Linked DNA regions of Homo sapiens: region 1 is linked to region 2. The links are chromatin loops, found by intact Hi-C in ENCODE. Cell type or tissue: CD4-positive, alpha-beta T cell. All regions are shown on one strand. Each heading gives the region's core, and the rest is flanking DNA. Links, peaks and the distances in the headings are about the cores only. Region 1 overlaps PXYLP1 (2-phosphoxylose phosphatase 1). Region 2 overlaps PAQR9-AS1 (PAQR9 antisense RNA 1).

Region 1 (15,367 bases), core at 4,789-9,788, 1.7 Mb after region 2:
TCCAGGCTCTGAAACACTGGCATGATGAGGAGCAACTTTCACCATGCAGATGGAAGCAACATCCTAGTGGATGACAGAGAAGGACCCTAGATAACCCCAAGGGGCAAGGCCACCCATTCCTTGATTGCCTTCCAGCTCAAATCATTTTGGGTGAGAGAAATTAATCTCACAGCATTTTAATCCATTGTTATTTCACTTCTGTTTAAGCAGACAAACCAATTTCCGATCTAGAACTTGCTGTTAGCAGAACGCTGGTACTCTTCATGGGGCTCCCTTCTGGAGGTGTAATGAGTAAGTGCACAGGCGTTCATGAGCTGCATTAGGCAGAAAACCTCGTCACTGACCAGGCTGAATACCACTCTTAGATATGATATGAGACACTGTTGTGGTCACCTTTGTTCTTTTTGCACTTTAGTTTTTGTTTTATCTTAAATAATTCATGTATCTATAAAGATGGCTTGGCTGCAGGTAACAGAAAACCCTAGCAAGCAAAGAGACTCATCCACATTCTCACATGACAAACCATAGTATTAGGACAGCAGCTCCAAGGCTAGTTGATTCAGCAACTCCAAGCATCAATGGGAAGCCAAGAGCTTTCCATGTCTGTCCTCTTACTAGGCTGGCTTCTCTCAGGGTCGCAAGCTGGCAGCCACACTGCCAGGCATCACAGCCATACTCAGCCATGGGCAAAGGCAGAAGGGATAACTCTGTTCATCTCTACTGGAAGCAAAGAAGCCTTCTCCAGAAATCCCTCCCCCAGGCTGCCCATCGCATCTCACTGGCTGAAGTGTGTCATGTGCCCACACTCAAACCAATCACTGACACTGGGAATGGATACAACGACTGGGTGGAACCAATCAGGATGCACCTCCTGGCAGACGCCCACGCAGGGATAGAATGGGCAGAGACCTGAATAGAGTCAGGGCTCTGTTAGGAGTAAGTGAGCAAGGGGATGTTTGTGACAACTCACAACTGGAGAAGGTGTGACAACATGCACAATTATTCTAAAAAATTATTTTTAAACACAATCATCTGATGACAGTACCACAACTTTTCAGATCCAATAATCAAAACACATACAGTCATAATTATATGTTTAAAAACATCAGTGCTGGTTTGCTCAGGTGTAATTCAGCAGAGACAAACAGCAGAGCAGCCTCCTGCAGCCTACTGACTGTACGTCTTCCACTAACAGACCTTTTGTTTCATATTTTACATGTTTTTAAAATATGCAGCATTAATTATTTAGCTACCATTTCTTTCCTAAAAGGATTTGAGGCTGATAATCTGCAGATTTAGTATTTTTAAATCCCTGAAATAGTAAACTTTTTTTTTTCCTTTGTGAACTACATGTTCTAACCACTCTCTCCTTTGAGATTTTTTTTCCAACTCTACAAAGGATAAACTTGTCAAGGCATCTGATCATTTCTCAGGGCCAGAACAGACTAAAATAACTAACTCATCAAGCCAGGATTTTCACTTTTATGTACGCTTCAGTTATTATTATTATTATTTTTTGACATAGACAAGTCTGTGTTCCATCCAACGTTACTGCTTTGCTCTTTCTTAAGTTTCAAAGTAGCTACATCTGAGACTGGCATTATTATTTTAGAATGTCGAGAAGCTATAAGTACCTCAACAAAGACAGGAGAACATGCAGTTGGCATGATTTACTCACCGCAAAGCCACTTTAAAAATATAGCTGTTTTTAAAAAAATTTTGCAAGCAAAGTGTGTCAATTGAAAGTTTCTTAAAATGTCAAAGAAAGCACGAGAGGATTAAACAGGCAGGCTGCAAGACTGGAAGTACAAGTGGCATAATATCAAGGCTTGAATGATAAAAGTCAAACTTTTAAAGGCAAAAAAAAAAAAAAAAAAAGCTTCCAAAGTCCTGAGACTCATAGCTGTGCAATGTAAATCAGGCACACCTGAAAGGACAGGTTATCAAGGCCTGCATTTCTGTGTTAACAATATTATATAGGAACGGGATTTTGCTCTGGATGGACTCATGGACAGGAGCACTCACGCATGCCACTGAGAGGCGTTTTGCCCAATGAGGCCTTTTTAGGCTGGGATCACACTTACCTACAGAGCTTTGGCAAGACCCTGTTCTCACTGGCAGGTGATTCTATGACTCATTCATGAAGAGGAGTGGGGCACCAGGAGCCCTGTAGCTTGTTATCACTGCCAGTGCCAGTGGGCATGAACTTTACATCCTTAGAAGTAAATCTGAGAACACGGCTGTCTCACTTAGTAGGAGGTTGACAGTGTCAGTATAGAATGAGCCCTCCTGCCCATGGAGGTGGCCAAGTGTGTGTAGCCACTGCTGGTGATGCTACAGAGGGGCTGATGTGGGTGACCTTTCGGAGCCCTCCACGTGCTGAGATCCAAGGATTCTCTGACTCAGATCCCAAAACAAGCTCTCAAAACACACACACACACACACACACTCACTCTGTCTCTCTCTCCATATATATATATACGTGTGTATATATATACGTGTGTATATATACACGTGTGTGTATATATATACGTGTGTATATATACACGTGTGTGTATATATATACGTGTGTATATATACACGTGTGTGTATATATATACGTGTGTATATATACACGTGTGTGTATATACGTGTGTATATATACACGTGTGTGTATATACGTGTGTATATATACACGTGTGTGTATATATACGTGTGTATATATACACGTGTGTATATATACGTGTGTGTATATATACGTGTGTATATATACACGTGTGTGTATATATACATGTGTGTATATATATACACGTGTGTATATATACGTGTGTGTATATATATACGTGTGTGTGTGTGTATATATATATATATACACACACGCACACATATTGCTCCTTTGCACTTATAAAGTGACAGGTAGAGCAAAAATAGAGCTAAGAGCACTGTTACCCACAATTACAACATTTAGCTTTGGAGGAAATCTGAACTGCCTCGAGTCCCAGCTCCCTGCCAATAAAGTAGGTAATAAGACTCTTAAGAGGCCAGGCTCAGTGGCTCACTCCTGTAATCCCAGCACTTTGAGGCCGGGGCAGGTGGATCATTTGAGGTCAGGAGTTCGAGACCAGCCTAACCAACATGGTGACACCCTGTCTCTACTAAAAATGCCACACACACAAAAAATTACCTGGGCTTGGTGGCGGGCACCTGTAGTTCCAGCTCCTTGGGAGGCTAAGGCAGGAGAACTGCTTGAACCTGGGAGGCAGAGGTTGCAGTGAGCCAAAATTGCGCCACTGCACTCCAGCCTGGGTGACAGAGTGGGACTCCATCTCAAAAAAAAAAAAAAAAACAAAACAAAAACTCTTAAAAGCTCCGAAGCTTTGATTCAGCTCAGCTAACAGTTGTAATGAAACACACAACTCCAGGTTGATGTAACTTAATGAGAAATTTGGGAGCCAAAGTGGTTGACACAAGTAATTTTGAGAATGAAAAGCAATGGGGGTGGCCATGATCCTTGTTTACACACCAGTTTCCACAAACTGCAGCTAACTGAGCAAGTACTTATTCTGTATTATCATAATAAAATCAAGTTTCTAGATGGAGTTTCTTACTTAATACGTCTTTCAAATAGGGCAAAAAGCTATACTGTATTATTTAGAGGTTTGTTTTTGTAGTTCTCTTACAAGGCGCATGGAGTTACTGCTTGGGTACTGTTGTGTGTTATAGGAAATTGCAGTGGTGGGAATGTTTGTTGTAGAATGTGAAGTCTTGGTTATAGAAAGTTGACTCTACCCACCAACTCTGTGATAATGAACCACAGATTGCCATATCACTGATTGTGATATAATAACTGATAGAATCAGGATGGACATCTATGCTTCCTCTCTTTAAGCCAGAGGACAAGTAATCCTAGAGGACACTTGCATTTCAGGGACATACCTGAAAGCCTTGTTTTATAAGACAAATCATTCTAACAGATTAATTTTAAAATCTTGTTTTCCAAGAAGGACTGTCTTCTGTAATCTTCCCATTAGGGAGTCATCAGATCTCTGGTCTTCTAGTGGTTTCCCATAATGCTCCATGGATGTCAACCAAATACTGCCCATGGCCTCCACGGCCCCACCTACCAGTGCAGCCTCACTTCAAGCCCTCACATTATGCCTCTCCCAGACCCAGACATCTCTCAGCCCCACAGAAGAGCCTTGCTCACTGGGGACTCCAGGCCTGGGTCAGCTGGGCAGGTGCCTGGAATGTCAAAAGGGCATCACTCCTGCTCCCCAAGAATGAACCTGAGGTGGAGAAACCTGTTACTCTTGGAGCTGCCTGAGGCAGGGGAGGGAGGTAAGACCCCAAGGAGCATGCTGGAGCCAGCACATAACGCCACTGGACTGCCTTTTTGGGAGGACTCTGGTGAGCTGAGACAGGTAGTGGGTTGGAAGCCAAGGCTGAAGTGCTCAAAAACACAGAGAATGAGACCAGTTATTGCCTGAATAACTGTGTGAGACACATGTATGAGAAACAGCCAGCTGGGCCTGGTCTACCTCCAGACTATGAGGATAAGTGTAAAATGACGGCTGTTTTAAGGCACCAAGTTTGGGAATGATTTACTATGTGGCAACACTGAGCTCCACAAGGCTGGGAACTTTGTCAGTCTTGCTCCCTATACATGTATCCCCAGGGCCAAGAACACTGCCTGGTCCAGAGCAGGTGCTTAACCAATATTTGTTGAGAGAGTGAATGAATGTATGAATGAAGAGATTAATGAATGGAGGACTCACTACAGCCAGTAGCAATCCCCCAACCTGCCTCCAGCCAGCATGCTGCCTCTCTTCTGTGCCTCCACTTTCTCACCTTGTTGACTGCTGACCATGCCCTGGATCCCAGCTCAAAGATCACTTTCTCATAGAGGCTGCCCTTCAACTCACCCGCCTTGTTTAGCACCCTGTCTCACACTCTCAAGTTACCCTGTATTTCTCCTCCATGACACTTCTCAGCACTATTCATTATGTAATCAAATGACCATGGTGAAATTCCTGGGTGGCTGGCTGTCTCCTGCGACTGACCCTAAGCCACATGACAGTAGGGGTAGTGTCTGCGTGTTTGCAGAGAGCTGACTGACCGCCTGTCAGAACATTTCTGAAAACTGGCAACATACAGCCAGTCTCATCTTAGAAAGTGCCAATTCTTAGAGAGCTCTCTTTTAATACTAAGCTGGAATTGACCTCTAACTGCTAGCCTACCCCCCACCAAGCTTTCCAAACCCATTACACCCAGGTCATCCTTGCCACGCAGACCCCAGGCGACCCAAAAGGCTAGGTGTCTTCTCCAGGTTTAGTCGGTCAGTCGGGGGAAGAACTAGAGTCTGAAGCCAGCTCTCCTGACTTTCCAGTTCAATGCTATTTCCATCATACCACACTGACTCCTGGATGTTTCCACTGACATTAAATGCTCTGAAAACATCATAATCTCTCTATCCAAACAACAACAGCAAAGCTGTGTACTTTTCATAGCAGAATGCACGGAACAGGTCAAGCTTAACATATAACACAGAGTATACAATATCCATATATAACAAGAGCTCATGGTGATATTTTAGGGACCTCTCCGCCAAATACCTAAGAGATGAGCCCGTGAGCAAATATCTAATTCTGATTTTCATTTGGTTCTTGTCTACTGGACACTCCTTGTGCCAATTCTCTGCAGGAGGTGTTTCTTCTCCTTTCTTTTCTATGACTTGTCATTCCCAGGATCTTTGAAGATCAAAGACACAAATAAACTAAAATAAAAAACACTCCAGGTGATCTGCAATAGCTCAACAGGCCAGCAACCCTGAACAACTGAGCTTTTGGAGAGAATGCAATGAACAGAGAAAACGTCCCTGACCTAATGTGAAAGGAAAAAAGGACAGAGAACAAGGCATGGCACGATTCTAATCAATATGTATAGTTATGCATATGTTTGGAAAACCAGGATGGAAAGAAATATACATTTAAAAATGAGCTGGCAGCCAGGTGTGGGTGGCTCATGCCTATAATCATAGCACTTTGGGAGGCCAAGGCGTGTGGATTACCTGAGGTCAGGAGTTCGAGACCAGCCTGGCCAACATGACAAAGCTATATTTAGTAGAGACCCCTGTCTCTACTAAAAATACAAAAATTAGCTGGGCATGGTGGCGGGCACCTATAATCTCAGCTACCTGGGAGGCTGAGGCAGGAGAATTGCTTGAACCTGGGGGACAGAGGATGCAGTGAACCAAGATTGCGCCACTTCACTCCAGCCTGCATGAAAGTGCAAAACTCTGTCTCAAAAAAAAAAAAAAAAAAAAAAGGGAGTTAGTGGCATTTCTTACCTTTCAGATTGGCCAAAAAAATTCACCTCTCACCTATCATGAATGTTAGTTAGTCTCAGGGGGATGAGTTCTTTCATACACTGCTGGTGAGAGGATTAATTAGAATAGTATCTGTGAAGGGGAAATGGTGGTCTCCACCAAAACAATAAACATGCACATCTTTTGCCCCAAGAATTTGTATTTCAGGTTTCTATCCTACAAAAGTGTTACCGCCTATGTACAAAGCAGCATTAGGAGTCATTATAAAAATGTGAAAATGACTGAAATGTTCATCCATAGGGAAACAGTTGGAAAATCACAGTTTGTCCAAACAATGGAACACGATTCAGCCTTAAAAAAAGAAAGAAGTGGGCTTAGGTGTGGACAGACAAACCTCCAAGAAATATCGCCAAGTTAAAAACAAAAGACAGAAAACAAAAGTAGCAGCATACTAGATACAGTGTAATCTCACTTAGGTAAAACCAACGCTAGCATATCCCAACATATATATGTAAATTTTCGGAAAACATAAATTTACCGAAAAAGGTCTAGCGGGAGATGGCTGCTGAAATTAACAGTGTGATCTCTATTGTGAAGTAGGAAGAACTTTCCAATATTTACTCACATATTTTAATGCTTTGATTTTATAGTATGTTGGGTGCAAATAACAAAAAAAAAAGGTGAGTAATGACAGAGGGAAACGTTATATTGTTAAGTCAAAAAGACAAGCTACAATATAGAATGTACAGGCTGGGCTGAATGGCTTGAAGCAGGTGTAGGAGCAAGACTTTTCATTGTACACTTTAGAATTTGAACCTGTGCTATTTTAAAAAATGAATTTAAATAATTGCTATTTGTAAAAGTAACAATTTTTTTTTAAAAAGGAAAAACATTAAAAGGAGAGAATATGTCCTAAATATTATGAGTGGTTATAGCTGTACTGACAAGTAATCTCAATTTTCTTTAAAACAAACAAATTACAAGACAGAAGACTGGCTCACTATTCCTTAAGTAAGTAGGAATCCTGGCAGGCTTATTTGCTCGCATATATTTCTGCATTTTCTAAATTTTCTTAAACAAACTTGTATTACTTCTAAAAATCAGAAAAAAGGAGTACTGTAAAACATATTTAAATTATTTTTAAACAATGCAGTTAAGCAGTATCTCACAAGGCAGGCACATGATAAATTATAGAGACCAGTGGTTTTCAAACAGTATCCTCTTTCAACACTCATCACAACATGGAATCTGATGTGGAATTCAGGTAGCAGTGGAGGTGCTTAGGTGGACTGGGAGGGGCCTCGTGCCCCACTTAGCAGCAGCTCCATCCACCTGCCGAACCCAGAGTTCCAAGAACATCCTTAGGAAATGCACCGTACAGACAGACAAAGGCTACAGGCACCCGAGGGGTGGGGGACTGTGCTGGGATGATCAGCGAGAGGGCTGCGTGAAAGAGGCGGAAACTGTGCTAAACTAAAAGGCAGGGAGGATGTCAGTGGGCGTGCCTGATGTGAGGATAAATGGTACAGAGGCAGGCTGCAAAGCCCACCCCTATGTCACCGTACCGTGGATGACAGGCCTTATGCAGTGAGTCATCAGTGAACAGGGTGGAGGAGGGCTGGAGCCAGACTGGGTTCCCGTAGGAGTAGGGAGCCACTGAAAGTTTCTCAGCATACGCCTGACTGGATGAAGGTGGTATTCTTGAAATGTCACTCTCAAGCTGCTGATAGATACAGCCTGCATATCACCCCACCTCTGAGTTACATCATGGCGCTGGCAGCAGGAAGACACCCTCCAACCTCCTGGGTCCTTGTGGCTGTATCATCATACAACTGGTGGGTTTTTCCAAGATTGTGCTGTGTTCAGTAGACCAGGCCAGGCAGGCTCTGGCCCTCCTACACTGCTATCCTAGAAGTAGCTCTCATTCCAGGGGCAGTAGAGTTGGGGTCCCCAAGTCACAGCTCATGGTCCCTCCCTGGCACTGAGACCAGGCCTTTTACTCCACCACCTAACAGCTCGGGCAAGGTATTTAATCTCTCTGAGCTGCAGTGTCCTCACCTGCAAGTAGTAATTCATTCATTCATTCATTCAGATATTTACTGAGCATCTGCTCTATGCCAAGGATAGTTATAGAAGCTGGGGATTCGAAGTGACCAAACCAGCCCCAAATTCCTGCCCTCATGGAGCTTCTATTCTAGTGGAGTGTAATATTGCTGCCTGCCTCAGGGGGCATGGAGGGGATTAGATGAGATCCATCCTGGAAAACATAAGACAGTCATGATTTCGTTCTCATTATTATTTGCATTCCCTGCAGCACTTGGACCAAGAAGGCACCCAAAAAACAGCATCAAACTATTCAGTCTCTGTCTACAAATACAGATTAACCCAGCTTGAAGCAAAGTGCAGTTCATTCAGCCCTTGGCTTAGACTAGCATGATGGTTCATCTCTCTGTACCCCACCCCCCAGCACTGTCTCCAGTCCACCTTAATAAACAGGGCTGGGAGGGAGAACGAAGGAAATCACCCTTGGAACCATTCATCACAATCAAGGCAGCTGACAGCTTTGCTAAACCCTGGCTCAGCCCTCTTTTCCTTAGGGAAAGAAAGCACAGTTATCAGAACCCTTACCTTCTCAGGCAGTGCTGAAAGTTCCTTTTTCGGGCCAGGGTGTCCTGCCTTATATGGGACATGAACACCTGATGGACTGCACACCAGCCTCCAGCGGGCCCCATGGAGAGGACTCAGCCCCTCTAATCAGGCCAGTCTGTGGCAAGGCGAGCCCTCATTTGGTGGATTTCAGGATTGAGCGTTCATTTCAATGTGTCCTCGAGGGCATGTATGAGCCTGGGGCGGGGGTGAGTAACAAGCACAACCAGTACATATTCCAAGTGAGTAGCCAGAAGCATTGGTATAAGTCCAAGGGAGAAAAAAACTATAAGCCAACTTTAGAACTTCATCCTCTGGGCTCCAAGAAAGTGCTCCATCAAAAATCTCCCTGGCAAGTATCTTGATATGTAATGACAGCTTCAGCTTTCTTCACCAACTACATGCTGGAGTTCTGGTGCCAGCCTCTATTTTTATAGCCTGAGTAATGCCCGGGCAAAGGACCAGTCAAGAATCAGACACAGAGGGACAGGGCACAAGACGTGACGGCACAAGTGATGGGGCCCCTCTCCTACTCAGCCTCCAGCAGCAGACCCTTTAGAGCAGAGTCTGGGACAGCAGCCAAGCCCTCCTCAGATTCTGGCCCAAACTCCTCTGCAGACTCATCCCCTCTCACAGCCAGCCCATGAGTTCCATGGGGGCTGGTCCTTTTCTGCAAACCCTGTAAGGCCAGGCCCCATGGCACAGCAGTGTTGGACGGGTGAATGGCCACACCATCTCGCACGACTCTGGCACAGTCGACTTGCTGTTCCCCCTTTTCATAACTCAATGTCTGTGCCCATTCCACTCTCTTGGCCCAGATGTCTTCTTGACCTGGTTAACTCCTGCTTATCCTTAAACTCAGCTTAAGCACCACCTTCCCCTGGAAGCCTTCCCTGACCCCAAGGCTGGGTGACATCTTCCAATACTGGGCAACCACAGCCCTCAGAGCCTACCCCTCCCACTCTACTCATCAACACGACAGACTCATGTCAGCTTCCTTGCCCACCTTCCCCAGGGCTGGGTGGAGAGACAGCAGAGCAAGCAGCAGGTGCTCAACAGGTGTGTAGGGGAAGGGAGGGAGGGTGGGAAAAAGGAAGGGTGAGCACCAGGAAGAATGCTGCGGACGGAATAGCCCCATCACAGAAACCTACGACAAACTAAACAAGAATAAAGCACTACAGCCCAGTATATCAATATACCACTCATCAATTATTACTGAGGAAAACTAGCAGGAAGTAGTGGGAAAACACTTTTTAATGAATTAGAGGGGAATCAGGTTACTCTTTGTTGTGTCCTCTCCTCCCCTCCAGATGTGGGTTGGGGTGGGGGCTGGAGAGGAAGAGAAGCTTTGGAAGGTTGAGTGGGCAGGGGCACTTGAAAACAGGGAGCTCTCATAGGTTCCTCTGGCCTTGGGGGACTAAAGACCACTTCCTCTGGGGTAACCTCCAACTGCTGATGTGAATCAACTAGGACACATTCCCACAAAGCTGTTAAGAACATGTCCTGTGTCAAGACAGGGGGATAATGAGGGCCTCCCACTGTCCTACTGAGTCATCTGGCCCAGTTCCCAAAGGTAGGAACAGAAGCAGGGATTCAGAACAGATGATCTCCTGGGGATGAAGACGACTTTTGGCTGGAGCCTTCTTAGCACAGCATTTCCTTCTAAAGAAAACACCCCCACTAGCCCCTCAATATCCACTCATTCTTTCTTGTTAAGAGAATCCTGATTTTTGGGGGGAGGAGGGGGCAGACAGTGTAGCAGAGACTGCCAGCTAATTGTGATACCCATCTCCTTTCCCTCCTGGGCATGTGGCTGGACCACATTTCCTCCCCTTGGAAGGTATGCTCACACGACTGAGCCCTGGCCAGTGGAATGTCAGGGCCAGTAGTTCAGCACCTCTGAGCCTGGCCCACAAAATCCTCCCACACACCATCCTCCATGTTCCTTCCTCTTCAGCTGAGTGAGGCAAAGGAGCATGGCAGCCTTGAGAGCCTGAGTCCCTGAATATCCTCTTGGAGGAAAGCCCCAAGCAGAAACAGCCATTTTGGACTGTGTGTGAGCAAAAAGTGAATGCCTACCATATTTGAACCATTAAACATACTTTGTTTAAGCAGTGAGCCTTCCTCAGTGTGCCCCACTACACACTCACATGGCCCGTTTAACTGGGGGCAACCCATGTGATACAGTTCTGGCCATGAAATGTCAGGGGACATCTGGTTTGCTGGTGTTTTTTGCCATCATGAAGGAAAGGCCAAGAGAGTAACACAAGTGTCAGTACAGACAGATGTCAGCTGCTGAAACCAACACCAGCAATCACCTATCTTCACGCATTTTGTTACATAAGATAAACAAACCCCTATTTACTTAAGCCACTAAGCCAGGGCTTTCTGCTACTTTCAGCCAGACACATTCATAACTGATATGCTTTGCAACCACTCATCATTCATTCACCCAACTTTTATTGAGGCCTGTTTCATGCCAGTCCTTGTGCTAAAGGCCAAAGCTTTACAGATGAGCTGGGTATGGTCCCTGCTTTCTAGGGGCTCCCTATCAAGCTGGAAGAGAGGCCCATGAGCAGACAATCAGAATACACAGGGAATGGATGCTGTGGTGGCACATGATGATGTCCCAGGAGAGTGTGAGCATTGGGCAGTGGGCTGGCACTGAGGTGAGGCATTCCCAACTCCCCTTCGGGCATTTGGCACACAGAGTAAATAAACACTTCTCAAGCTAAAAAGCAAGTAAAAAGAACTCGGGATCCTCAGCCAAGCCAACTGCAATTACTTAGTGTAAGTAGAGTCGTTAAACACCATCAATTAATGCAGCTGTTTCAAGATAATCAGCAGTCATTAGAGCAAGATGCACAAGAGAAAAAAAATCATATGCTGCTAACTTAGCAATGCTAGAAATTATGTGAACCGAGGATGAGACAGGCTTGCTTAGATCTTCCTGCCTGCTGACGTTAGCCACCTCCCAAAATATACTTTCTTTCTCAAAGAAGACAGTGATTTTTCACTTTGAAGACAGAGCCAAAAAAAATCAACCATCCATGCCATGACCTTCGACCATAAATGCCCAAGCTTTGATTTTTCAGGTCTGTGTTTCCATTAGGGACTGCAACGGAGACAGACACACTGGCGACAAAAGAGGTTCCAGTCTGGGAAATCAAGAGATGATCATGACCAGAGAAGTCAGAGCACCTGGGGAGCCATTTGTAAAACAGAGAAAGGGTTTTCCCCCTTTTACCTTAATTCTCCCTACATACAAAAGGTTGGCATTATTTGCTGTTTCTTTGTTTTACAAGTGTGGGGCAAGGTTTTTTTTTTTTTTTTAAGACAAAACTTCATTTAAAATTTCCAGGACATAGGTCTACCCTTGAACAACACGGATTTGAACTGAGCAGGTCGACTTACACGTAGGTTCTCTTCCGCCTCTGCCACCCCTGAGACAGCAAGACCAACCCCTCCTCTTCCTCCTTCTCAGCCTACTCAATGTGAAGACAATGAGGATAAAACCTTTATGATGATCCACTTCCACTTAACGAATAGGAAATGTTTTCTCTTCCTTATGATTTTCTTAATAACATTTTCATTTCTCTAGCTTATTGTGAGAATACAGCATATAATACATACAACATACAAAATATGTGTTAACTGACTGCATTATCAGTAAGGCTTCTGGCTAACAGTAGGCTATGTATAGTTACAATATTGGGGATTTAAAAGTTATACTTGGATTTTCAACTGTGGGGGGCCATGGTGGGGGGAATCAGTGCTCCTAACCCCTGAGTTGTTCAAGGGTCAACCATAGTTTAAAGTAAATAAAAATAAGCTGGTTGCCACTAAGATAACTGATGACTGGTTTTCCAGTCTGACTGCTGACTTATCGGTATGAAGTATTCCAGTGTATGTTGAGTACAAGCTGGGCTAATCACGCTCAAACGAGGCAGAGAAGCACTCGAGTTCCTGAAGCAGCAATCACAGAAGGATTTTCTGGTCGACAGCCCATTGCTGGAGGCCGTGCCAGCTCCGTGATGGCAGGTGCTAGTCGGGCAGGCTGCCATGCTGGAGCCTCTCTGTAGGACGCACAGAGCAAGCAAAGCGAGGTCTGAGGAGGAAGGTCCTCTCTTTCCAGCACCAGTTAGGAAACCCATGCCCGTCAACATAGTTTCTTTGGGTCAAGAAGTTTCTAGCTACGGCAGACACAGGAAATGCAGTGTTCTGGCTTCCTGCCTCTGGCTAGTCCCCTACCTGCTCTCAGGAGCAGCTGTGCCATTTCTTGCTCAGAGAACTGGGTCTCTGATAGTACCAAAGGTTTCTGGGGCTGCTGAAGAGCCAGTCCAGTCCAAAATAGTAGCCAGGGCAGCATTCTGTCAACCAGGACCAAAAATAGTGTTGGCAAAACCAGGTGACTAAACAGATCTAGGATCTCTTATCATGCTTCCCACTAACAACCTGTGGCCAAGAGTGACAGTTAAAACAACCAGCATGTGTCAGACACAGATGAGTCAAAATGAGTGCCTGTTTCAAAGAGCTGGCAAGGTCACCACCCCATGGTCAGCCCCTTCACAGCCTCTCATGGCTGTAAGTGAGCAAGTGCCTGGAAATCGATCTGCACCGCCATTCATGTCCTTCACCACAAACTGAAATATAATGTCCTCTGTTCCATGAGGACAGAGACTATTATCCTGTATCCATCATCTCAGTGCAGTCAGTTGGCGCCTAAAAGGTAATTTTAAGAAACAAATGAATAGGAATAGCAGCTAACATTTTTAAAGCATGTACCATGTGGTAGGTGCTTTTCTAAGCCCTCATCATGTATTATTATATTTCAGTTTCACAACAGTACCATGAAGTAGGTATTATTATCACCACCCAAATTTTACAAATAAGGAAACTGGCACAGAGAAGTAACTTGTTCAAGGGTACATTGCTAGTAATGGTAGAGCCAGGGTTTAAAGTCAGTTTGGCCTCTGAATGTACACACTCAATCACTGCACTGTGCTGAATACACAACCAACTCAGGTACTCTAGTATTAGGAAGTCATCAACAGAGAACCTCTGACATCTACAAACCTTGAGAAGTCCTTTCAGGTTTCTGGGTGCTACATACAGAGTTTTTGTTTGTTTGTTTGACTTGCAGAAAGTTTTAGAGAAAACCAATGCCTATTTTTATCCCTAAGAATAGGACCACCTACAATTTTCAAAAAACTATGTAACCACATTTGGTTATCAAGCAACGTGGGCAGGGATATCCAGGTTTACATAGTATTTCTCTGCTTATGAGATCTGAATTCTAGAGGAAGCCTTTTAACCATCCCAAGGTCCCATCTCCCCATCTCTAAGCAGATCGCAGGCTTATTGAATCAAATGAGATATGGACAAAGTTGCTTTTTTATATAGTAAGGTACTGTATAAACATAATGCATGATCCTAATAATTAATATAACTTGCATAAAATATTATATACTTATTAATCTATACTTGCCAAATTTTCTATACTTTCAAGATAGTTCATATTTATATCTATGTTTTAAGATTTAAGCTTAATAGTTTATTTCTGTAAGTCCCTCCATTATTATTTCTGAGCTTCCAAAAATTTGTTCTACAACTTTACTAACTTTACGGTAATCCAACTGCCACTTTCATTTTAGAAGCATAAAGCCTTAACAAGACAGTAAATGTTTAATTCTAACTAGATTCTCCTATGTCTGCAGAGAACAAACAGCAAGTAAGAGCTTCATTTTATTTTACGGTTAAAAGCTCAAAATGATACTGCTGGATCTCTGAAGGCCTGAAGGTTGGTGTTAGATCCAAGAATGAGGTAAGCTTAGGAAAGCAAGCTGTGGTTTTGTTGGTTGAAAAGACACATGTCTCTGAATAACTGAGGGGTGGGACAAATAGTATTCAAAATGATTTGTAACTTTAATGTAAATGATGGCTGTAACCACAAACAGAAGTGGAGGAGGAAAGGGGAGAGAGTGGGGGCATCAAAACCAGGTGCAATAATTTTCATCTTAATATGCTTTTTAATCAATATGCTATTGATTACAGCTCTTTCTGAGGAAGCTGGTCACACCCAGGGGCATAAGGGTGGCGAGCAGGTGACAAAAGGATGCCCTGTAAACTGAAACATGAGTGTGTAAATTGGGGAAATGATTCTGCAAATACAAAGAGAATTTTAAAGTTACTACAGTCTCTACTACCACATGTTTGAGTTCCCCCAAACTCTCCTCCACCCTCGAGTACGCAGCTCAGAGGGAGCTCCACTGATGGAGGGAGGGGCAGACGCATGCACAGATGACTGTGGGCCAAGGGAATGAGGTGAAGGGTGCCTCCTGACTGCAGAAACTACTCCCCAAGCCGCCATCCAGTTCTTCTTCCATGCCTTTTTAATCATTAACTTCTTCCAGACTC
Region 2 (15,367 bases), core at 4,748-9,747:
TTCTTAATCAGGGCCTAGATTCAAAGACGGAAAGCTTGCTTGAGAAGGCCATGCCCGAATCAGGCCAGGCAAGGAAAGAAAGGACATTCCAGACAGAGGGAGTAATTGAGGTAAAAGCCTGTGGCATGAATCAGTACAGCCGATCGTGCAGGTCACCTAAAGCAGTCGTTTTATTAGACCAGGTGTGGGGAGGGACGTGGTTGGACAGGGGTGCGGGTGCAGGTTCACACAGCGCCCTGAGGTCACCATCGTGCTTAGGAGTTAGAATTCTGTTCTCAGAATGAAGATCGGCCTTTAACAAGGTTGAAATGGTCAGATTTTTATTTTAAAGTATTGCTCTGAGGACTAGGGTGGGAGTGGAGGGCGTTTGTGGACCTCTCCCTAAATCATTTATTCAAAATATTTTTGAGCCCCGTTTTGTGTGTAAAAGCCTGCCCAAAGTGTTGTAGGGCTTACAGAGACAGACAAACATGCACTGTCTTCATATGATTTAAAACTTAATGAGAAATGGAGGAGACAAGGAAACCGCAAACTGACACTATGCATAATTAAATTGATGCTGCAAGGAAGGATCAATAGCTGAGGGACCTCTGAAAGAAGTAATTAATTCTGAGAGTAGGAGTGAGGAAAAGAGACGGGGCGGGGCAGGGGGGGGGGTGGTCATAGAGAAGAAAGCATTTGAACCAGCTCTGAAGAAGTAGAATTTTGTTGAATGGCGGGGGTGGGGAGCGAGGGAAGCACTTAGAACAGGATCTGACACAAGGCTGGCTCTCAAGAAAGATTAACAGACATATATGCCAGCCACTAAGGAATCAGCAGGCCAGGCCTCCTATTCTCTGTGAGGGTATGAGGGTAGAAGAACAGACAGTAAACAAGAAATGATCTGAAAGTGACAAGTGCTACACATGAAATTAGAATGACTTGCACCCTCCAACCCAATTCAATTTACTTCTACTGCTGGATTCTGTCATACTTTTTCAGTTCTGGGCCTCTTCCCTCAACCTTGCCCTGCCCTCTCATTGAAGTCTAATCCAATTCTACTCTGGGTGAAGATGTCCCTTCCTCCAGGAAGGCTTACAGTCCTCCCTCCCCACCAATCCTAAATCAGAGACCCTTCTGTTTCCAAGGAACCTATACTTTACCACTTTGAAGAGCTCAGCACACTAGATCTTAACAGGGTTTTGTTTTGTTTTGTTTGTTTTGAGACGTCTCGCTCTGTCGCCTAGGCTGGAGTGCAGTGGCGTGATCTCGGCTCACTGCAAGCTCCGCCTCCTGGGTTCATGCCATTCTCCTGCCACAGCCTCCCGAGTAGCTGGGACTATAGGCGCCCGCCACCACGCTCGGGTAATTTTTTGTATTTTCAGTAGAGACGGGGTTTCACCATGTTAATCAGGATGGTCTCCATCTCCTGACCTCGTGATCCACCCACCTCGGCCTCCCAAAGTGCTGGGATTACAGGCGTGAGCCACCGCGCCCAGCCTAGATCTTAACTGTTTATAGGATTAGAAAGTGAAATCATCAGCTGAGATGAAGAGGAGAAGTGGGACTGGGTATGCCTTGTGGTGTTCTGACAATGCCACAGGCTGATTTTGTCACTAGAAAGTGAATATGTGTAGCTTTTCAGTCAAATCCCCAAAGTCCTACTTATTTTAAAAATAATTTTTACTAAATACTCCTGAAGAGTCAAAAACAAAAGAATGCAGACTTCTTTCCTCTCTTCTTTTTTATATTGTAAGCCCCAAAGCAAGTCAGACAAATATGATGTGACTAGAAATAATACGGGCCTTTATTAAGGGTTAAGTACGCTTTTAAAAATTCAAAATCATTGCCAGGCACAGTGGCTCAGGCTTGTACTCCTAGCACTTTGGGAGGCCAAGGCGGGCAGATCAAGGCAGGCAGATGGCTTGAACCCATGAGTTCGAGACCAGCCTGGGCAACATGGCAAAACCTTATTTCTACAAAAAAATATTTAAAAATCAGCCAGATGTGGTGGCATGCATCTGTAGTCCCAGATAGGAGGCTGAAGTGGGAGGACCACCAGAGCACTGGGAATCTTGCCATTGCACTCCAGTCTGGGCAACAGAGTGACCCTATCTCAGGAAAAAAAAAAAAAAATTGAACATCACAATTATGAGTAAGAATTCTTGATACGTGAAATTCTGGCCCTATTACGTCATGAAATTCTGGCCCTATTACTCAAATTACAAATTCAGGAAAGTGAAATAGCATGAAAATAATCCAAATGGAATTTTATGGAATCTGAATAATTAGATTAGTGCTAAGGGACTACACATAAACAGTAAGAATCATGCAATTTACTGCAACTAGTATTACCTTTTTACAATTACAGTAAAACCATGCCATTTTTCTCTTCCCGATGTGTTGATTTTCTGGTGCCCACACCTGCCATTTGTTTTTAAGGCTTCTCCCTGCAGCAGATACGTTCAAGAGAAATTACAAAGTAGTGCCATATACAATACTGAGATGTTTTGTTTGGTTCATTCAGGGAGATTTTTTCTTTGAAATTTGAGCTAGCATTTTAAAACAGAGAGATTTTACATAAAACTCAGGGTTTCTAGCCTTTCTTGAAAAATGGGGAAGTCTGGCAACACTGGGGGACAATCCAGGTGAGGTGGCCTGCAGCGACTTCTAGGGAAGGGGGCTATGAACACCAGTTTAGCCACCAACTCATCATACACGGTGGACAAATTCCCCATACCCAGCCTGCTTGTAGGCATTTCAGTTTTCTACTTCTGATGTACAGTGTAATACTTACCTGGGGTGATGATCAAAACATTACCAACCAGTTCCCCCAGGCACCAGCCAGAACTGACTTGTTAGTAAGGTACAGGAGACTCAGTGCCTAGGGCTCACAATAATTTTTAGACCTCCCCACCAAAAATGTTTTGATTTCTTTAAGGAGGAAAAAAGTGGAGTGGAGAAAGTATTTAACAATACAAACAGCTGTGGAACCTGTGCATGCTGAAAGATAGAGACCTTAAAAAATGATTGCCCCAAAGCTACAGCCTCCTGTATTGTGCCAATGGACTGCTCCTACTTGGTGGCATTTTCATTCTAGACAGTTTTTAAACAGTTTTTCCCTGCTCTCTGGGTTTCAGGATATAGGCTGGTAAAAGGAACACTCCATTTGCTTCTTTGGCATTTATTGAGTTTCTAGCTTGTGCTAGGCTCTGAAGAAAGAAGATAAAAGGAGAGACAACTAAAAATCAGACTTAATGTCTTCTGCTAAGACAGATCCTAGCTGCTTCTAGGAATAATTAGGAAACAGCCTTCACGGAGGTGTGGTCAGTGTGGAATGGAAAATTCCTTCTGCTGCACTTGACTGCCTGCCCCACACCCACCCCACAACGTAAGTGTTATGAATAAGGTTTTAGTAGCAACAGCAGCTGCTCCCCCTTTCTCACACACACAAAAATTACCTGACTCACTTATTGATTATATACAGATTCCTTTGACAATAATAATTAGCAGTGGCAGCCAGGCGCAGTGGCTCACGCCTGTAATCCTAGCACTTTGGGAGGCCAAGGCAGGTGGATTGCCTGAGCTCAGGAATTTGAGACCAGCGTGGGCAACATGGTGAAACCCCTTCTCTACTAAAATACAAAAGAAATTAGCTGGGCATGGCAGCGTGCACCTGTAGTCCCAGCTACTCAGGAGGCTGAGGCAGGAGAAATGCTTGAACCCAGGAGGCAGAGGTTGCAGTGAGCTGAGATCACACCACTGCACTCCAGCCTGGGCAACAAAGCGAGACTCCGTCTCTACAAAAAATAATAATAATAATAATAATAATAATAATTAGCAGTGGCATTTTTTTAAAAATGATGTCAAAAAGTATATAGCCCAAGAATACACTGGTGCCATGTTGAAAATAATAGAAATTGCCATTTTAACTATGATCCTAGTGAGAAGGAAACCTTTACTGTGTAGGAATTATTTTATCAACAAGGTTAATAAAATCTAGGAGAGTCCAGATGGCGTACTGTGGAAATGGAAATGAGCGTTCCTGAGTGTGTGTGTGTGTGTGTGTGTGTGTGAGTGTGATAAAGGAGGACTCAAGGTTCCTGTGGCAGGTCATGAGAACCAGCACACGGCAAATCTGGGGAGCTCTCTCTTGCCATGGCCAGGCAACCCAAAGGTGGGCTTGACTTGGACCACCAAAGATAAGGCCTCACTTAACTTGTGACCTGGCTTTGGCCAGTGCGAAGCGTACATATCCCCATATTTACTGAAACTCACGAGACAAGACCAGGTAATATTACAGGCTGGGTGGAGAATGAAGTTATGAAAAGAAAATGAAAGAAGACTTTCCCTCATCAATTTCATCTGTTAATAACAAAAGTTGTTAGTAACAGTGGTCTTAAAACACATAAGGCTTTATTTTGACATTGCTATAGTGGTAAGATTCTATCAAAACAACATGGCATACCTTTCTTCTTTTTCAAGTTTTGTTCCATTTCCTTCACATTAACTTTGCATTATTTCCTGTTACTTTAATTGTTAGGTATTTTGTCTTTTCTGTTGTTACTGTGATTATAGTAAGTTTTTGTATTTATGTATGTCCTAAATAAGCTGTTTATTGATATATTAATGTTGTGTAATGTGTTTACTGAATTCTTTTATTATTTACATAGGTTTTCAGTTTATTCCCTTGAACTTTCAGGTATACAATCATATTTGCAAATAATTACCAGTTTGCCTCCTCCTTTCCCATTTTTATACTTTTTTCTTGTATAATTACATTAGCCAGTACCCCCAGAATAATGTTAAGAGTGGTGCTAATGAACATGCTTGTCTTTTTTTTTTTTTTTTTTTTATCGAGATGGAGTCTCTCTCTGTTGCCCAGGCTAGAGTGCAGTGGCACGATCTCTGCTCACTGCCAGCTCCGCCTCCCGGGTTCACGCCATTCTCCTGCCTCAGCCTTCCGAGTAGCTGGGACTACAGGTGCCCGCCACCACGCCCGGCTAATTTTTTGTATTTTTAGTAGAGATGGGGTTTCACCGTGTTAGCCAGGATGGTCTCGATCTTCTGACCTCATGATCCGCCCGCCTTGGCCTCCCAAAGTGCTGGGATTACAGGCGTGAGCCACCGCGCCCGGCCAAACATGCTTGTCTCATTCCTGACTCTAATGAGATGATTTTAGTATTCTTATGAGGATAAGGATAACTTTTTGGGTTGTACCTTGAATTGTACATTAACTTTTTTTTAGCTAACTGTGGAACTGAATAGAATTTAAAACTCTCATAAGAAAACTAAGGGACTGTGAGGATACACCAAAGAATGCCAATGGTCACACAGCCCTGTTAGAGAAACATTGTTAGAGGCTTGTGTCAAGACAAACCAGGACATCTCCCTGACTTGGGAAAATAGGGGAACAAAGTAGAAATGTCCCACTCTGCACACCAGTGAAAATGAGCAGTGTGGAACGCAGATTAGGAGGAGGACAGGTAGAAATCTGTATAGTTTCCTATTGCTGCTGTAGCAAATTACCACAAAGTTAGTGGCTTACAGCAACTCAGATGTATTTTATAGCTCTGGAGGTCAGAAATATAAAATGTACCACCAGGCCCGTGCTTATTTTGGAGTCTCTAAAGAATAATCCTTTTCTTTCCCCTTCCCAGCTTCTAGAATTCACCTGCATTCCTTGGTCTGTGGCCCTCTCCTCCATTAGCATCTTCTGACACTTGCCTCCACCCTTATCTCTTCTCCAACTCTGCTCCCTCCCTCTTATAAGGACCCTTGTGATTACATTGGCTCTACTATGACAATCCAGGATAATCTCCCATCTCAAGAGCCTTAATCACAGCTGCAAAGTCCCTTTGCCATGTTAGGCAATATATTTGCAGGTTCTGGGGATTAGGGTGTGGACATCTTTGGAGGGCCATTATTCAGTTTACCATAGGATCTATAATGAACTTTCTGTTTCTGTATTTTGTCCCTGGCTGAAAGGACACAGCTTTGATCCCACCAGAGAACTGACTTGGGAATGGTCCTAATAAATATAGTCATCTTTAATCAGTTGAGTTCTGAAATCATTACTTGGGAATTCAATGGGTAGAAGGTGTGGTTCCAGTGAGGATGGGATAAGACAGGTCCCTGTTGTCAAAGGGCTTGCAGGGCATAAAACACTCCCAGATGTATCACAATAAGATGCTAAGAAGTACAGGCTGAAATTTTAGTTTGATTTGTTCACTGCTGCATCTGCAATACCTAGAACAGAGTAAGCACCATGCAGGTACTCAATGAATATTTGTTAAGGAATGAAATGAGCACCAGAAACAGTTTTATGGAAACACAGGAGAAGATTGGTTTGGGAGAAGTCAGGAAAGACCTAATGAAGGATACTCTAGAACCACTGGGAGTGTCTGTCCAGCTCTCAAGATTTCACCTCTGGGGTTAATTAACTTCTGCGAGGGCAGGATGAAGACCTTAGCACAGTGTTGCCTCACTTTAAGAAGATTCCAATTATGCTAATTTGAAACAGACTTAAAAGTCTCCCCTTAAGTACCAATTGTGAAATAATACAGATCCCCTTTCATGCCCAATTTTTGCTTTTTTTTTTCCTTCAAGAATTGAGTAATTTCTATGCAGGCAGGCATAGAAATTACAAACATCATTTACTATTTTGCCACGTGGTGGCGCTGCTGCCACTGGTAAACAAAACACCCACCTTTGGTACATTTTCTGTGAACACACACACACAGTGATCTTGGTGCTCTTGCCACACTTGTTACAATTCAGACTCCTTCTAACTTCCTGTTGTCAACCAAGCTCTCCTTGAGCAATGATGCTTGTCCTGGTGCTGAAAAACGTGCTAAAAAATAGAGAGGAAGTTAAATGTAATTTTAAAAAATCATGGCATACTGTGTTGTTCATTTACTAGAAAACAGTGTGCAAAACATCAGGTCTAACAAAAATATGAGAAATAACTTTAGAGATCATCTCCCTACGGTCAGGCTTGCTCTGTTTCAGGAGGGCAGGGATGCCACTGAATCCCAGCATCCTGCACAATGCCTACCACAGAGTAGACAAAAAATAAATATTTGTTGAATAAAAAATGAACATGGAAAAAGATGACTGCCCTATAACTCCCAACAATATTACCTCACCTTTACCTCTACACAGAGACTAATAACAAGTTTCTAAAATCAAATTCCAAATTCTTAGGACAAGGTTCTGAATAGTCCAACTGGGGCTAACCGCTCATTCTTGGTCTAATCAATTGTGCCCAAAGAAAGTCCAAATGGCCCTCAGAGGCTCGCTGTGGAATGACTGAAGATTTCGAAGGTGGGGCAAAACTGTCGATTGTATGAATAATAGATTTCAGATGCATATACAACTACTTTTCAAATGTTTGGAGATGCTGCTGTGATTGATAGGCTATTATATTTCTCATTGTGATAAATACACATAACTTAAAATTCACCATTTTAGCAATTTTAAGTGTACAGTTCAGTGGCTTTAAGTACATTCACATTGTTGTGCAACCATTGCTACCATCGATCTCCAGAACTTTTTCTCCTTCCCAAATCGAAACTCTGTACAGTAACTTCCCTTTCCTCTCTCCCCTTGGTCCGGCAACCTCCATTCTACCTTCTGTCTCTATGAACTTGACTAGTCTAGGTACCTTACATAAATGGATTCATACAGTAACTGTCCCTTTGTGATTAGCTTATTTCACTCAGCATAACGTCTTCAAAGTTCATCCATGTTGTAGCATGTGTCAGAATTTCCTTCCTTTTTAAGTCTGAGTAATATTCCATTATATGTCCATACCACAGTGTTTATCCATTCATATGTCCACGGGCACTTGAGTTGCTTCTAGCTTTGGCTATTGTGAATACATAGTCCTATGAATGTTGTCAAAACATTCTTGAACTTAAAGCAGCTCTTGTCATTATGCATGCTCTGAATCAGTTGTCCTAAAAATACACCTACTATCATGTGGGGATCAGCAGAAAGACTGCCCTTAAAGGAGTCTTCATGCTTGACATCTTTTTAAATCTTAGAGCAGGAATATTGATATGGAAGGGGGGCAGGGAAGTGCTGGGAAGGGAAGGGCAGATCCCTGGTGAGGACTCCACCCCCGGGCCTGTGCCCATGGACCTAGGTGAGGACAAGCATTTTAGTTTTCCTGTCCAAATGTTCCATTTCCCAAGACCACCTTGGCCCCACCATGCCCCCATCCTGTGCTTATAAAAACCCCCAAGACCCTAGCAGGAGACACATAGGCGGCTGGACGTCGAGAGAAGCACATCAGTGGAGGAACACACGAGCGGCTGGACTTTGAGAGGAACACATCCACAGGAACTTGCATGCCACTGACTGGTAGAAGCAGAACGGCTTGGAGTTTGGCTGGGGCAGTCGGAGGAAAGCCCAGGCCACAGAGCAGCCTGACTCCAGGGGAAAACCTTCCCACTCCATCCCTCTTATAACTTCCCCCTTCTGCTGAGAGTTACCTCCACTCAATAAAACCTTGCACTCATTCTCCAAGCCCAGGTGTGATCCGATTATTCTGGTACACCAAGACAAGAACCCAGGATACAGAAAGCCCTCTGTCCTTGCAACAAGGTAGAGGGGCTAATTGAACTGGTTAACACAAGCCGCCTGTAGGCAGCAAAACTAAAAAAGCACACGGTAGCACGTTGGCGCTTCAGGAGCTGTAAACATCCACCCCTAGACACTGCCATGGGGTCAGAGCCCCACAACCTGCCCGTCTGTATGCTCCCCTAGAGATTTGAGCAGCGGGGCACTGAAGAAGCGAGCCACTCCCCCGTCACACGCTTTGCAAGGGGGACAAGGGAACTTTTCCCATTTCAGTATCTTCAGAGGAGAGGAATTAGTGTTGTGGTTGTGTTGTATTGTGTTGTGTTGTGTTGTGTTGTGTTGTACAGTCTCGCTCTGTCGCCCAGGCTGGAGTGCAGTGGTGTGATCTTGGCTCACTGCAAGCTCCGCCTCCTGAGTTCACGCCATTTTCCTGCCTCAGCCTCCCGCGTAGCTGGGACTACAGGAGCTCGCCACCACGCCCGGCTAATTTTTTGTATTTTTAGTAGAGATGGGGTTTGACTGTGTTAGCCAGGATGGTCTCGATCTCCTGACCTCGTGATCTGCCCGCCCCGGCCTCCCAAAGTGCTGGGACTACAGGCGTGAGCCACCGCGCCCAGCCGTGGTGCATCTTAAAATTATTTTTTGGGAAAAAGGAATGATGCCAATTAAAATCGTCCTCCTGGATTACTTAAGCCCAGGAGTCTGAGGCTGCAGTGAGCTATGATCACAGCACTGCACTCCAGCCTGGGCAACAGAGCAAGACCCTGTCTTGAAAAAAAAGAAAAAATAATCCTCCTGGAGAAGAGCAGACCTGAGGAAGCTATGGGAGCTGTTGACAAGGAACAAAGACTTTTTCCTTGTGACCACTTAAGCAGAGAAGAAAGCTTTGGAAAGAGGCACAAAGCAACAGATTTTTATTTCAACCCAATGTACAAAATAATTTTTTAAACTCTAAAGCTTTTTCCTTGTTTAACAAGAGAACAATCTACCTCAATGAAATGAGTATTTGTGTGTGAAGACACATAGACAGATGCTGACTGATTTAGAAAGGATTCCAGAATTTGGGGAAAAGCTGCAGCATTTAAGCTATGTGTGACTTATAAGACTTCTTTTTACCCCCAACATTCTCTGTTTTTCTAATGACTGAAACATCAGTTAAAAAAAAAGTCAAAAGTGGCCACAGTTGTAAAGTTTCAAAAGTAAGTAATTAATCAGTGTAAACTTGCTTTGCTATCTGTTTTAGTCCATTTTCACACTGCTATAAATAACTTCCCTGACACTGGGTAATTTATAAAGGAAAGAGGTTTAATTGAATCATAGTTCCAAATGGCTGGGGAGGCCTCACGAAACTTACAATCATGGCAAAAGGGGAAGCAGGCACAACTTACATGGCGCCAGGCGAGAGATTAATGCTGCAAAGGGGGAATTTCCAAACACTTTTAAAGCCATCAGCTCTTGTGAGAACTCCCACACCATCATGAGAACAGCATGGGGAAAAGCTTCCCCATAATCCAGTCGCCTCCCACCAGGTCCCTCCGGGATTACAATTCGAGATGAGATTTGGGTGGGGACACAAAGCCACACCATATCACTATTAGTGCCATATCCTCCAGATGAAGTTGGAATCTGATATGCTATCTATTCAATGCTGTTAAGAAAGCCACACAACTCTCAGAGGGGGAAACATTATCTAACATTGTAGGGACAGGAGCCACAAAAGATCACCAGGCAAACTTGGGCCTAAACTAAAGGGTCCCTCATCTCATTTGTATATTAAACTAGGAAAATACCCTGATAAATCCAGCTCAAAATTATGCAGATATCAGAGCCTTGTTCCATTTCTGGTTAATAAGAATTAATTACTCCAATTTGGCCAGTTTACTGGACTTTGAATTTTAGTTTTTCTCCTGTGATTTCTCATTTCCTTTTTCATTAAAACTTGTGGAAAAATGCTTCAAGAAGCTGTGGGTGGGCCGGGCGCAGTGGCTCACTCCTGTAATCCCAGCACTTTGGGAGGCCAAGGCTGGTGGATCATGAGGTCAGGAGTTCGAGAACAGCCTGGCCAAGATGGTGAAACCCTGTCTCTACTAAAAATACAAAAATTAGCCAGGCGTGGTGGCACACACCTATAGTTCCAGCTACTTGGGAGGCTGAGGCAGGAGAATCGCTTGAACCCAGGAGGCAGAGGTTGCAGTCAGCCGAGATCATGCCATTGCACTGCATTTTCGGCGACAAGAGCGCAACTCGGTCTAAAAAAAAAAAAAAAGAAAAGAAACTATGGGTAAGCAGACAATTCTTATACTTCATAGTTGGAAAATAAATTGGTACAACCTCCCTTGAATGTCTATTTGGCCATAGCTGTCAAAATGTGAAGTGCTCATACCCTTTAACCCAGCAATTCTGCTTGTAGGAATTTACCTTCTAGATGCACTCTCACATAGGTAAAGAAGGTGTGCAGCAAAAGACCAAAAATGCCCTTAATATCCATCAATATGGGACTTTTTTAAATTAAAAGTATTATAATTCTAACAAGCAGTAAAATTTTTCCCTTTCATGTACAAAAATCATTAAATCTATAACCTATTTCTTCTTAGAAACCAATGAAAATGTACTCAAAAATGTGGCATTGAACACGTTATTAATGTCAACTAATATTGACATTACTAATATTCAAAGATTATTGTCATCAAGCATCCACAAGGCTCTACTTGCCTTTTTGTAAAAATAAAATCAAAATTATTCTCAGCTTATTTCAAAACTGTCGTGATAAAGTGATATTACACTGGTGCAGATGTGATTGCGGTTTTCCCATTGAAAGTAATGGCAAAACGGCAATCACTTTTTTTCTTTCTTTCATTTTATTTTTTTTTTTATTATACTTTAAGTTTTTAGGGTACATGTGCACAACGTGCAGGTTTGTTACATATGTATACATGTGCCATGTTGGTGTGCTGCACCCATTAACTCTTAATTTAACATTAGGTATATCTCCTAATGCTAATCCCTCCCCCTTCCCCCTACCCCACAACAGGCCCCGGTGTGTGATGTTCCCCTTCCTGTGTCCATGTATTCTCATTGTTCAATTCCCACCTATGAGTGAGAACATGCGGTGTTTGGTTTTTTGTCCTTGCGAGAGTTTGCTGAGAATGATGGTTTCCAGCTTCATCCATGTCCCTACAAAGGACATGAACTCATCATTTTTTATGGCTGCATAGTATTCCATGGTGTATATGTGCCACATTTTCTTAATCCAGTCTATCATTGTTGGACATTTGGCTTGGTTCCAAGTCTTTGCTATTGTGAGTAGTGCTGCAATAAACATACGTGTGCATGTGTCTTTATAGCAGCATGTTTTATAATCCTTTGGGTATATACCCAGTAATGGGATGGCTGGGTCAAATGGTATTTCTAGTTCTAGATCCCTGAGGAATTGCCACACTGACTTCCACAGTAGTTGAACTAGTTAACAGTCCCACCAACAGTGTAAAGGTGTTCCTATTTCTCCACATCCTCTCCAGCACCTGTTGTTTCCTGACTTTTTAATGATTGCCATTCTAACTGGTATGAGATGGTATCTCATTGTGGTTTTGATTTGCATTTCTCTGATGGCCAGTGATGATGAGCATTTTTTCATGTGTCTTTTGGCTGCATAAATGTCTTCTTTTGAGAAGTGTCTGTTCATATCCTTTGCCCACTTTTTGATGGTGTTGTTTTTTTCTTGTAAATTTGTTTGAGTTCATTGTAGATTCTGGATATTAGCCCTTTGTCAGATGAGTAGATTGCAAAATTTTTCTCAATGTGGGACTCTTAAGAAGGTTTGGTATGGCATGCCCGAAGAATGCTCTCTGTAGAGGTGGGGGCTGAAATGCTATGCCACTGTTAGAAGAATGAGGGAGATCTTTCTGTACTGACTTAGAACTTGCTCCAAGATACACTATCACATGACAAAAGCAAGGTACAGAACCTTAAGTTTTTTTTTTTAAGGCATCTATAGATATATCATATACAACTGTGTGGCAGGCAGCTTCTAAGATGGCCCCCGGTGATCTCCTACTCCTGGTGCCCATGCCCTTATTTAATCCTCTCCCCTTAAATATGGTTCAACCCAGGAATTTGCTTCTAACAAACAGAACACAGCAAATGTGATAGGATATCACTTCCGAAATTAGGTTACCAAGAAACTTTGGCTTCTAGTCTTGCTTGCCTTTTCTGGCTCTTCTCTCTTATTTACTCGATGAAGCCAACTGTCATGCTGTGAGGTGTCCTATGGAGAGGACCGTGTAACAAGAAACTGAGGGAAGCCTCAGGCCAAAAGCCAGTGAAGAAATGAGGCCCTCGGCCCAACAACGTGTGAGGAACTAAATCCTGCCAAGAACCCCTTGAGAGAGCCTGACAGCAGATCCTCCCGAGCTGAGACATGAGCTGACTGCAGCACCAGCTGACAGCTTGACTACATCCTTGGGAAAGCCCCAGCGCTGGGGGCCTAGCTAAGCTGCTGCATTCCTCACCCACAGAAAATGTGAGATAATAAATGTTTGTTGTTTTGAGCCACTAAGTTCTGGGTAATCTGCTACGTAGCAGTAGATAACTAATATAACGTGTATTTGTTTATGCATATACACAATATATTTATTTAAAAACTGGCAACTGTGCTTGCCACTAGGAAAGCCATCTTTAGCTTCTGAGGGTCAGGGGTGGGAGGAAATTTACTTTTCACTCCCCATTCTTTGGTCTATTTTAATATATTGTTTATTCAACAAACAGGTAAATAGGTCAATACTTTTTTTGTTTTTGCAAATAGAGAAAAATGATTATTTTATAAGATGGACAATTTTTTTGATATGCCATGTTTTCATAAGAGGACAAAAGCCACACTGAAATAACCAATTAAGTTATCCACATAACTGAATGTAGGCTTTGAAAAATTACATTTGATCTGTGTATTTGGCTCAGGAGAGGTGGATTGTAAATTATTTTCTTTAACCACTAGAGGGCACATTGCATTTGGTTGTCTTTCAATTTCATGTAACTGAAATGTATATTACAAGAGAATGTCAAAGAATAAGAGAAATGTGCTTTTATTTTTTCTTTTGAGACAGAGTTTTGCTCTTATTGCTCAGGCTGGAGTGCAATGGCGTGATGTTGGCTCACTGCAACCTCCGCCTCCCCCCGGCTCCCCCTGCCCTGGGTTCAAGTGATTCTCCTGCCTGCCTCAGCCTCCCAAGTAGCTGGGATTATAGGCGCCCACCACCATGCCCGGCTACTTTTTTGTGTTTTTAGTAGAGATGGGGTTTCACCATATTGGCCAGGCTGGTCTCGAACTCCAGACCTCAGGTGATCCACCCACCTAGGCCTCCCAAAGTGCTGGAATACAGGGGTAAGCCACCATGCCCAGCCGAAATGTGCATTTTAAATGTAAATATTTTAGAAAAATACTTTGATGAACTTAATGATAAACATTTAAGCATGAAGAAAAAGACAAAGTAGAGGGAAAAAATAATTCTTGAAACCTAAAAACTGGTAAATCCAGATACTGTACTTGACAATCAAATAAATGAATACAATTTTTTTTCAGTTACTAAGTGGAAAGATAGTAATTCCGAGTCTCTAGGAAGCAAAAACAGTTGCAGCAGCAGGAAGAGCTGTATCGTGAAGTGCAGGCAAAGACACTTTATGGAGTTGTGATAAGAGGAAATTCATACATAAAGAGAAGTTTTAAAATGTCTTATTTCATTTTATTTGGTGGGTAATATATTTATATCATAAAATTTTAAAGGTACAAAATAGTATACAGTGAGAGATAGAGTCGGCCTTCTCCCTACAATGCATTTGCCCTCCTTGGAAGTTACCACTGTTACTGATTTCTTATATATCCTTCAAAAAAAAAATCGATACACTTGTAAATATATGTCAGCAAATATATTGAGTTTTTTGCCCCCACAGAAATGGCAGTGTGCTACATACATGGTTGTTACTTTCTTTTTCTTTTTCTAAACTTACCAATAATTTAGAGATCCTTCTACATCTGACATAGAGACCTGTCTTATTATTGTTAGCAGTTGTCTGCTATTAAAGTTACATTATTTTATAATTTGATTGAAATGATACCCATAATTTATTTAATCAGTCTCTATAAATTGACATTTAAATTGACTCCAGTCTCTTACTTTTGTAAACACTACTGCAATGGATGCCCTTTTACATATATCATTTTGCAATGTGTATTTCTGTAGGATAAATACTGGGATTTAGTCAGAGGATATACACAATTAAAGTTGTCACAGACACTGCCGATTTGTCTTCCATAAAGGTTGTGCCAATCAAATTCCCAACCCCTTGTCTTCCCATACCTTGCCCCACATCGTTTGAACCTGATTTTTTTTTTTTTAATCTTGGCCAGTCCGCTAGGTGAAGAATGGTATGTCCTTATATTTTGCTTTGTGTTTTTCTTATTATAAGTGAGTTGAGCACCTTTTCATGTGTTTAAGAGAAGGGCTTGTCTTAATCAGGCCAAACTTTACTATAAAAAGGGGTAAAATGTTAAGGTATTATTAGCCAAGTTAAGACTAGAGGGAGAAGTACATTTTAATGAGGGAAAAAAGAACCTGGGAAAGTCCTGAACTATCCTCATAACAAGGCCCTCTGCATCACTCCTCCACCCCTCTACCTGACCGCTTTCTGGGCTGGAACCCCAGTGCCTTGGCAGAGCCCATGACAGTTCTCCCCATCAAGCTGAGATAAGGCCAAATACCACCTGGGACCAAAATGTAGCAATGTGAGGCCATCATTTCCAAAGTGCCTT

The links. A loop is a pair of places that touch in the nucleus more often than their neighbours do. Peaks named below come from ENCODE experiments on the same cell type or tissue, not always from the same donor. Only the 100,000 strongest peaks of a DNase experiment are listed, where the experiment ranks them.
Region 1: a loop joins it to region 2, with 4 times the contacts of the local background. A loop is called at or near these places in 3 of 110 quality-filtered maps.

Annotation. Positions count from the first base shown.
Region 1 is chr3:141,235,982-141,251,348 of GRCh38, reverse strand. All of the region lies in intron 1 of PXYLP1 (2-phosphoxylose phosphatase 1), which reads right to left. Among named protein-coding and RNA genes, the nearest start is that of PXYLP1, 12 kb to the right of the region's middle. In CD4-positive, alpha-beta T cell, for the core only: no CTCF peak of the experiment used is centred there; a DNase peak (open chromatin) is centred at 7,828.
Region 2 is chr3:142,985,462-143,000,828 of GRCh38, reverse strand. It overlaps PAQR9-AS1 (PAQR9 antisense RNA 1), which reads right to left. Exons shown (of 5, transcript NR_125393.1): 3 at 6,689-6,832; 4 at 2,335-2,429. Among named protein-coding and RNA genes, the nearest start is that of U2SURP, 8.4 kb to the left of the region's middle. RefSeq lists an enhancer at 821-1,821. In CD4-positive, alpha-beta T cell, for the core only: a CTCF peak has its summit at 6,644 (motif pointing right); a DNase peak (open chromatin) is centred at 6,668.